Linked DNA regions of Homo sapiens: all the other regions are linked to region 3. The links are chromatin contacts, found by Hi-C or POLR2A ChIA-PET in ENCODE. All regions are on one chromosome and are shown on one strand. Each heading gives the region's core, a stretch centred on a gene start or an enhancer-like site at or near the end of the contact. The rest is flanking DNA. Distances are from core to core; before and after follow the strand shown. Region 1 overlaps PXK (PX domain containing serine/threonine kinase like). Region 2 overlaps FLNB (filamin B). Region 3 overlaps ARHGEF3 (Rho guanine nucleotide exchange factor 3).

Region 1 (2,700 bases), core at 193-2,692, 1.6 Mb after region 3:
GTAACTTTACATTTTCTAGTAGCCATGTTAAAAAAGTAAAAAGAAACAGGTGAAATTAATTTAAATAATATATTTAACCCAATATATCCAAAATATTATAATTTCAACATGGAATCATTATAAAAATTATTACTATGTTAGGTGCAGTGACTAATGCCTGTAATCTCAGCACTTTGGCAGGTTGAGGAGGGAGGATTGCTTGAGGCCAGGAGATCGAGACCAGCCTAAGCAATATAGCAAGATCTAGTCTCTACAAAACTTAAAAAAAAAAAAAAGTCAGGTGTGGTGGCATACCTGTAGTCTCAGCTACTCAGGAGGTTGAGTAGAAGAATCCCTTGAGCCCAGGCAGTGGAGGCTGCAGTGAGCTATGATTGCACCACTGCACTCCAGCCTAGGTAACAGAGTGAGACCCTGTCTGTACTTTTTTTTAATTAATATGTTTTGCATTCCTCTTGTCATAAAAGTATTTGAAATCTGGTGTGTATTTTACAATTACAGCATATCTCAATTGGGACTAGCCACATATCAGATGCTCAGTAGCCACATATTGCTTGTGGCTACTAGGCAGCAGAGATACAGACATTAAAAATATTTGCCAGGCATGGTAGCTCATGCCTGTAGCCCCAGTTACTAGGGAGGCTGAGGTGGGAGGATCACTTGAGCCCAGGAGTTCAAGGCTGCAGTGAGCTATGGTTGTACCACTGCACTCCAGCCTGGGCGACAGAGCCAGACCCCATCTCCAAAAGAAATTAAAAATAAAATCCCAAATGTGTTGTTATGGAGAGAGATCCATGTTATATTAAGTGAGAGAAAAAGCAAGTCATAACACACTATGTTTAGTATGCTTTCATTCTCATAAATATCTTTTTTTTTTTTTTTTGAGACGGAGTCTCACTCTGTCGCCCAGGCTGGAGTGCAGTGATGTGATCTTGGCTCACTGCAACCTCTGCCTCCCCGGTTCAAGCGATTCTCCTGCCTCAGCCTCCTGAGTAGCTGGGATTACAGGCTCCTGCCACCACGCCTGGCTAATTTTTGTATTTTTAGTAGAGACGGGGTTTCACCATGTTGGCCAGGCTGGTCTTGAACTGCTGACCTCAAATGATCTACCCTCCTCGGCTTCCCAAAGAGCTGGGATTACAGGCATGAGCCACAGCACCTGGCCACATTTTCATAAATATCTGTGTTTATACCTGCAAATAAACAGTCTGTAACTGCACACTATCCAGTATTTTAGCCACTAGGCTAATAAAATTAAGCTAAAAATTCAGTCCCTTCGTCACCCTATCCACATTCCAAGAGCTCAGTAGTCCCTTGTGCATAGTGGCTACCATATTGGATATCAAGCCTTAGGTCACTGCTCTCTTCAAACTGCTGAACTGGTTGAGAAAGACTGAGCTTAACGGATAGAACCTGCTAGCCCTGCAGCCATTGGGGTTTTGTGACTACTGAGTCCCAGAGCCTCTGTGGTTTTTAAGAGTAACACACAGGAAGGAAGCTCACTGAGGTGCAACCGTTATTAGTACCTTGGGGAGTTTAACAGGAGCACAGTGTAGAAGCAAAACAGCTTTGTGGAGGACCCTGTTCCGTTTTTGTACAACTGAAATTAACTACTATTCAAATTGCTGAGGATCACATAAACCTGATGTCCACTTTAGGCATGTTCTTATAAAAATGTTCCTTTCGACTGCTTCTTAACTGCCTAATGTACATTATGGGGCTTGCTTAACATTTTGGAGAAAAAATAGTTTCTTACTTGTACATAACTTCTAGGTGGTGCTCACATTACATTCAGCTCCAGCAGTTTGTGTCCATGTAGTAGGAGGTAGGCTGCAAAGTATAGGGGTATTAAAACCAGGTGGTTGTGGTATTCTGAGAGCTCTATTGCTATAGTAACTCATATTCTCCAGGCCCGGGTTCTTGTCCTTACTCTGCCCTTCACCCTGTCAGCTTCCCCCTGACTTGATAGACTGGTTCTGCCTGTCCAGCTGCACTCTGTTCATCAAAATGAGTCCTTGGAGCATGTGAAAGTATTGTGTCCAAGGGCATAGAAGGTAGGAACCGCTGTGCCCCTGGGTCAGACTGGCCTGGGGTGGAGTCTATTCTCATCACATACTAGTGGTGCGCCCTTGTTTAAGGCATCTACCCTCTCTGAGCTTCAGGGTTTTTGTTGTATAAGAGATGTAGTGACGCCTCCCTTCAGACATTGTTGGGAGATGGAGTAAACTGAGGGCTAGAAGGCAGAGAGTAAGTGCCCCATAAGCAGAGCAGTTATACCTCCCTCTCTGAAGATATGTGTCTGCATGGCATGTGTACTGTGGTCACTTCCACAGTTGGTTATGAAATTGGAGCTAGTGTCTCAGGATGACACAGCAACCTTCTCAGAGTAGGAAGGATAGATTTATATGTACGTTATCCTAAGTGATGGTGACCATTATTAAAACCAGTAGGGACTTCTAGCTTGACTTCAGCCTATAGTTTCAAGCTTCTCTCCCACTAAATGCTTTAGCAGCCCTGTTACAAGTAGAAGAGCTCCTTTACTTTACTTTCATCTTCTGTTTTCCCAGTCTCCCCAGCACAGAAAGTACTGATGAGTAGTAAAATGACCAAAAGCTCCCTTGTCAAAGGAAAAAAGGTGCATTTATCATTGATAACATACCAGGCTCTTACCCAAGCTCAGATGATCTCAATCTTTATTACTCA
Region 2 (2,700 bases), core at 20-2,519, 1.3 Mb after region 3:
TTATTTATTTTTGAGACGGAGTCTCACTCTGTTGAACAGGCTGGAGTGCAGTGGTGTGATCTTGGCTCACTGCAACCTCCACCTCCCGGGTTCAAGCAATTCTCCTGCCTCAGCCTTCTGAGTAGCTGGGATTACAGGCATTTGCCACCACACCTGGCTAATTTTTGTATTTTTAGTAGAGACGGGGTTTCACCATGTTGGTCATGCTGGTCTCGAACTCCTGACCTTAGGCGATCCGCTCACCTCTGCCTCCCAAAGTGCAGGGATTATAGGTGTGAGCCACCACGCCTGGCCGGGTGGTTTCTAAATAAAGCTATCATGAACATCTTTTACTACTCTTTGTATGGATGTATATTTCTATTTTTCTGAGTGGAATGTTAGGATCATACATCATAGGTGTACGTTTAACTGTTCAAGAAACTGCCAAACTGTTTCCCAAAGTGGTTGTATTGTTTTACATTTCCACGAGCAGTGTTTGAGAGCTCCAGTTCTTGCACATCCTAGCCACAAAAAGGTTCTGTTTTTTAAAGACAATTTTTTTTTTTTTTTGAGAGTTTCGCCCTAGTCGCCCAGGCTGGAGTGCAGTGGTAAGCGAATCCCTGCTACAGGCCAGAGACTGTTCTCAGTTGGTTTTTACACCAAGTATCGCACTTCATTCTAACACTCCACCATTTTACAAATGAGGAAACCGAGGCACTGAGAGGTTTAGTAACTTGTGGCACAGCCAGGAAGCAGTAGAGAAAGACTTTGAATATAAATGTATCCATTAGGATGTATATGGTTCCAAGTCATGGGAAACCTACCTAATCCTGGTTTATCCAAAAAGGGAGCTCATTGGCTCTCGTAACTGAAAAGTCAAGGGGTAGGCAGGCAGTTGGACCTGGAAGTCTCCAGGGCATCAGAGAGCCTTGGCTCTGCTTCTCTGATTCTGTTGTCTCTCCACAGACGGGTGGGTGTAGCAGTCCCAGGCCCGCAGCCACACCCCACACCTCCCAGAGGAAGAAGGCGGGCCCTGATCCCAGCAGTCCCAGGAAAGCCCTGAGGTTCACTGTGATTGGACCAGCCTATGTCACCTGCTCACATCTCAGCCCACCACTGGCAAGGGTGTTTGACTCTTGGGAATGACTCTTGGGACTGGCTTGTCCTAGATCACATGTTCTACCTGAAATTGGGGACATTGCAGAGGATTGGTGGAGTGGACCTCAAGGAGGTGTTTCACGTGGCTTCCTGTGTCACTAGGTTGCCATTTATTCTTTAGAAAGCCCCTTTGTTTGATGAAACCCTGGTGTCACAGGCTGTGTGACTTAGGGTAATCCCCTTGTCCACATCTGTGAAGTGAGATTACCTCTTCACCTCACAGGCAGATCAAACAGGAAAACAAAAACAAAACCAAACCCAAAATACACGTAAATTGCAGAGTGCTTGAGGTTTCTTTTAAGCTGTCTATGTAATTAAAAGCTGTTACTTAGACTTGGATATGAAATAAAATCTGACTTCAAATTTAAGTGGTGTAATTTCCATGCCTCTTAAAATATCAGGTAACTTCATTTGTGAGCCTCAGTCTGTAGACTTGAGGGATTTCCATCTGAAGAGGGGGCAGAATGGTGGTTTAGGGAACGCAACATGTACCCCACCCCCAACTTTTTTAAGAGGAAGAGTTGAAAGAAATAATGAATGTGTGAGAAATAAGGGGTTTGATTGCCTTCCAGGGTCCATGTTGAAGGAGAGGAAAATGTAGCTCAACCACAGTGACTCTCCCCAATTAAAAACTAAAAAAAGATCCGTGGTTATAGGGCTTGGACTTCGGACAAGCCAGCAGCCTCAGTCATTGTGAGTGTGATTCCAGATTGGAAGGTTCTGCTAGGAGGAAAGTGGAAGTTTTGAGAATTCCTAGTTGGACAGAATGCCTCTTGATCACGGCCTTAGCTAAAGGAGACCACTCTTTGCTGGATGGATCAGTCAGCTACGTGTGAAGTTTGGCTCAGTACAACATTCTCGGCCTGGGGCGGCAGCATGGGAAAGATTTTTATTGGAATTAACTTTCTACAGAGATGTACTTTCAAATGAGACCATCCTTCTCTCACTGGTGAGCTCACCCGGGCTCTTATTCCACAAAGCTTAATTGTTTTGGACCCATACATTTAAACTCCTTAATTAATTGACTCAAGACTTAGGACAGATTTGCTTTTCTTTATAATGACTCCATGGCTGTAAATGCTGCTGATTCAGATGAAAGAGGACCCTAGAGCACAGAATGAGAAGGACGTGGACTCAGGATACCTGTTTCTTTATTCTGACTGTGCTCTTCGTCAGCTCTGGGGCTTTGGACCCCAGTTTTGTAACCACCTAACGAGTTCACCTTGCCTGCTGCCTAGACGGAGCTGATTTATCAAGACAGAGGAATTGCAATGGAGAAAGAGTAAGTCACCCAGAGCCAGCTGTGTGGGAGGCTAGAATTTTATTGTTACTGAAATCAGTCTCCCGAGCATTTGGGATCAGAGTTTTTAAAGATAATTCGGCAGGTAGGGGCTCAGGAAGTGGGGAGTGCTGATTGGTCAAGTTGGAGATGGAGTCACAGGGGGTCGAAGTGACGTTTTCTTGCTGTCTTCTGTTCCTGGGTGGGATGGCAGAACTGGTTGAGCCAGATTACCGCTCTGGGAGGTGTCAGCTGATCCATGGAGTGCAGGGTCTGCAAACTAT
Region 3 (2,700 bases), core at 18-2,517:
GGAATATTATCTAGACAATTCAGAGATAATTTAAAATGTAAACACCCCTTCTATGTAGCCTAAAATAAAATCAGGATTAAAAATCTATATGTGAACATTTTATAGTTATGCAAAAAATGCACATGAGCAAAGATATAAAGGGAACATCACAAAATTCTATTGTTGTTTCATGTTGACATTATGAGTGATTTCTGTCCTCCTTTATATATTTTTAGCCTTTTTTTTTTGTTTTGAGATGGAGTCTTGCTCTGTCGCCCAGGCTGGTGTGCAGTGGCGCAGTCTCAGCTCACTGCAAGCTCCGCCTCCCGGGTTCACACCATTCTCCTGCCTCAGCCTCCCAAGTAGCTGGGACTACAGGCACCTGCCACCACGCCCGGCTAATTTTTTGTATTTTTAGAAAAGACGGGGTTTCACTGTGTTAGCCAGGGTGGTCTCCATCTCCTGACCTCGTGATCCGCCCGCCTCGGCCTCCCAAAGTGTCTAAAATGGCCGGGCGTGGTGGCTCACGCCTGTAATCCCAGCACTTTGGGAGGCTGAGGCGGGCGGATCACCTGAGGTCAGGAGTTCAAGACCAGCCTGAACAACATGGTGAAACCCTGTCTTTATTAAAAATACAAAAAAAATTAGCTGGACGTGATGGTAGGTGCCTGTAATCCCAGCTACTTGGGAAGCTGAGGCAGAAGAATTGCTTGAACCCGTGAAGTGGAGATTGTAGTAAGCTGAGATTGCGCCACTGTACTCCAGCCTGGGCGACAGAGCAAGACTCCCTCTAAAGGAAAAAAAAAAAAATAGAAAATGAGGCGGGGCTTGGTGGCTCATGTCTGTAATCCCAGTTCTTCGGGAAGCCAAGGCAGGCGGATGGCTTGAGCTGAGGAGTTCGAGACCACTCTGGGCAACGTAGCAAGACCTCATTTCAGTTCTAAATTAAAAAAATATATATAGATATATATGTAAGAATAAATGAAAAATGTAAAAAGAAACTTCCAAAGAGCTTCAGGGTATTACCACAACCTTCTGGAAGCAGGACGCTCACTCTGCAAGTAGCAACACAAGCCCCTTAGGCTGGCACAAGTAGTGGGGGTGCTCCTGGGCTCACTAATGAGCTCATGATGGCTGGACCAGCCCTATGCAGGTCAAGAAAGTACTTGCACCAAATACACAGTTCACTAATGGTATCTTACAAATCCTTGTGATCTCTTAAAAACAGTCCCTTGTAAACAGTAACCAGGAACTAAATGCACACAGATCGCCAGCACTCGGAATCAATTAGCCACAAGCATTAAAAGGTCAAAACAAGTGCAGTGAGTCATTAAGTAACTTGCTCAACCCAGTTTGCAGTTCTGATGGCAGCTGAGTTAAGAATTAAAGAGCAGAAAGAAAGGAAACACACACAAAAACTTCAAAATGAAAGTTTCCACTTTCACTTGAGAGAATCAACCTCCTATCCTGTTATATTTTCAGTCCTTGGCTAACTTTAAACTCCCCCTACCAGTTTGAAAATAATGTATGCTAACTTTAAATTCTCATACATTACAAAAGTATATAAAATTAAGTACAAATGCCCTCATTTCCCCAAGTCTATCTCCTAGAAGTAACAACTGTTAAGTTTGTTCTAGCTCTTTCCAAACTTTTTCCATGCATTTGTTAACATTCATAGAAAACTGAATTTTTTTTTTTTTTTTTTTTTGAGATGGAGTCTCGCTCTGTCGCCCAGGCTGGAGTGCAGTGGCACGATCTCGGCTCACTGCAAGCTCTGCCTATTGGGTTCACACCATTCTCCTGCCTCAGCCTCCCAAGTAGCTGGGACTACAGGAGCCCGCCACCAGGCCCAGCTAATTTTTTTGTATTTTTAGTAGAGATGGGGTTTCACCATGTTGGTCTCGATCTCCTGACCTCGTGATCCGCCTGCCTTGGCCTCCCGAAGTGCTGGGATTACAGGCGTGAGCCTCCGCGCCTGGCCGAGAATGTTTTCTCTTTCTACTTGACAGTATCTTGAGGTGAAATTTACATAACTCAATTACTTTTTCGTTGTTGTTTTTTTGGAGATGGGTCTTGCTCTGTTGCCCATACTGGAGTGCAGTGGTGCAACCATATCTCACTGTAACCTCAAACTCATGGGCTCAAGTGATGCTTCCACCTCAATCTCTTGAGTAGCTGAGATTATAGATGAGTGCCACCGCTAAGCAAGTGCCTGGCTAACTTTTGTATTTTTGATTTAGTAGACATGGGGTCTTGCTGTGTTGCCCAGGTTGGTCTTGAACTTCTGGTCTCAAGAGATCCTCCCGCCTCAGCCTCCCAAACTGCTGGGATTACAGGCATGAGCCACTGTGCCCAGCCTACAATTAACCATTTTTTAGTGAACAATTCAGTGCTATTTAGTATATTCACAAGGTTGTACAACTACCATCTCTATTTAGTTCCAAAACATTTCCATTACCTCAAATTCACGTATTCTTTTTAATGGCTGCAGAATTAGTATCCCTCCCATAGTCTGGACAGACCTATTGATTTAATCAATCCACAACTGATGGACATTAAAATTGTTTCCAGTGTCTGGCTATTACAAAAAGTGCCTCAGTGAACATGCTTTGTGTATTTGTGCTGATACTTCTAAAAGGCAGGAATTCCTTAAGTGGAATTCCTTGGTCTAAGAAGTATGAACATTTTAATGTTTGAGATGTACCACTAAGTTGACCTCCA

The links. A loop is a pair of places that touch in the nucleus more often than their neighbours do. ChIA-PET counts read pairs that join two places held with the same protein, here RNA polymerase II (POLR2A). Pooled maps may share reads with other maps.
Region 1: a pooled map shows a loop between it and region 3 (5-fold over the local background). The contact joins two enhancer-like sites. A Hi-C loop is called at or near these places in 1 of 37 single-sample maps with no recorded cell type and 2 of 50 pooled maps.
Region 2: a pooled map shows a loop between it and region 3 (4-fold over the local background). The contact joins two enhancer-like sites. A Hi-C loop is called at or near these places in 3 of 37 single-sample maps with no recorded cell type and 3 of 50 pooled maps. POLR2A ChIA-PET finds 5 or more read pairs at or near these places in 1 of 52 experiments (activated T-cell).

The regions. Positions count from the first base shown.
Region 1 is chr3:58,348,494-58,351,193 of GRCh38, forward strand. All of the region lies in intron 1 of PXK (PX domain containing serine/threonine kinase like), which reads left to right. Among named protein-coding and RNA genes, the nearest start is that of PXK, 17 kb to the left of the region's middle. RefSeq lists an enhancer at 1,013-1,292. Within about 2 kb of position 1,443, at least 9 of the 41 ENCODE cell types and tissues checked have a DNase peak (open chromatin) inside an H3K27ac peak, as active enhancers do.
Region 2 is chr3:58,033,867-58,036,566 of GRCh38, forward strand. The region is part of intron 1 of FLNB (filamin B); the gene reads left to right. Among named protein-coding and RNA genes, the nearest start is that of FLNB, 27 kb to the left of the region's middle. RefSeq lists an enhancer at 1,002-1,501. Within about 2 kb of position 1,270, at least 6 of the 41 ENCODE cell types and tissues checked have a DNase peak (open chromatin) inside an H3K27ac peak, as active enhancers do.
Region 3 is chr3:56,757,509-56,760,208 of GRCh38, forward strand. All of the region lies in intron 2 of ARHGEF3 (Rho guanine nucleotide exchange factor 3), which reads right to left. Among named protein-coding and RNA genes, the nearest start is that of ARHGEF3, 43 kb to the right of the region's middle. Within about 2 kb of position 1,268, at least 23 of the 41 ENCODE cell types and tissues checked have a DNase peak (open chromatin) inside an H3K27ac peak, as active enhancers do.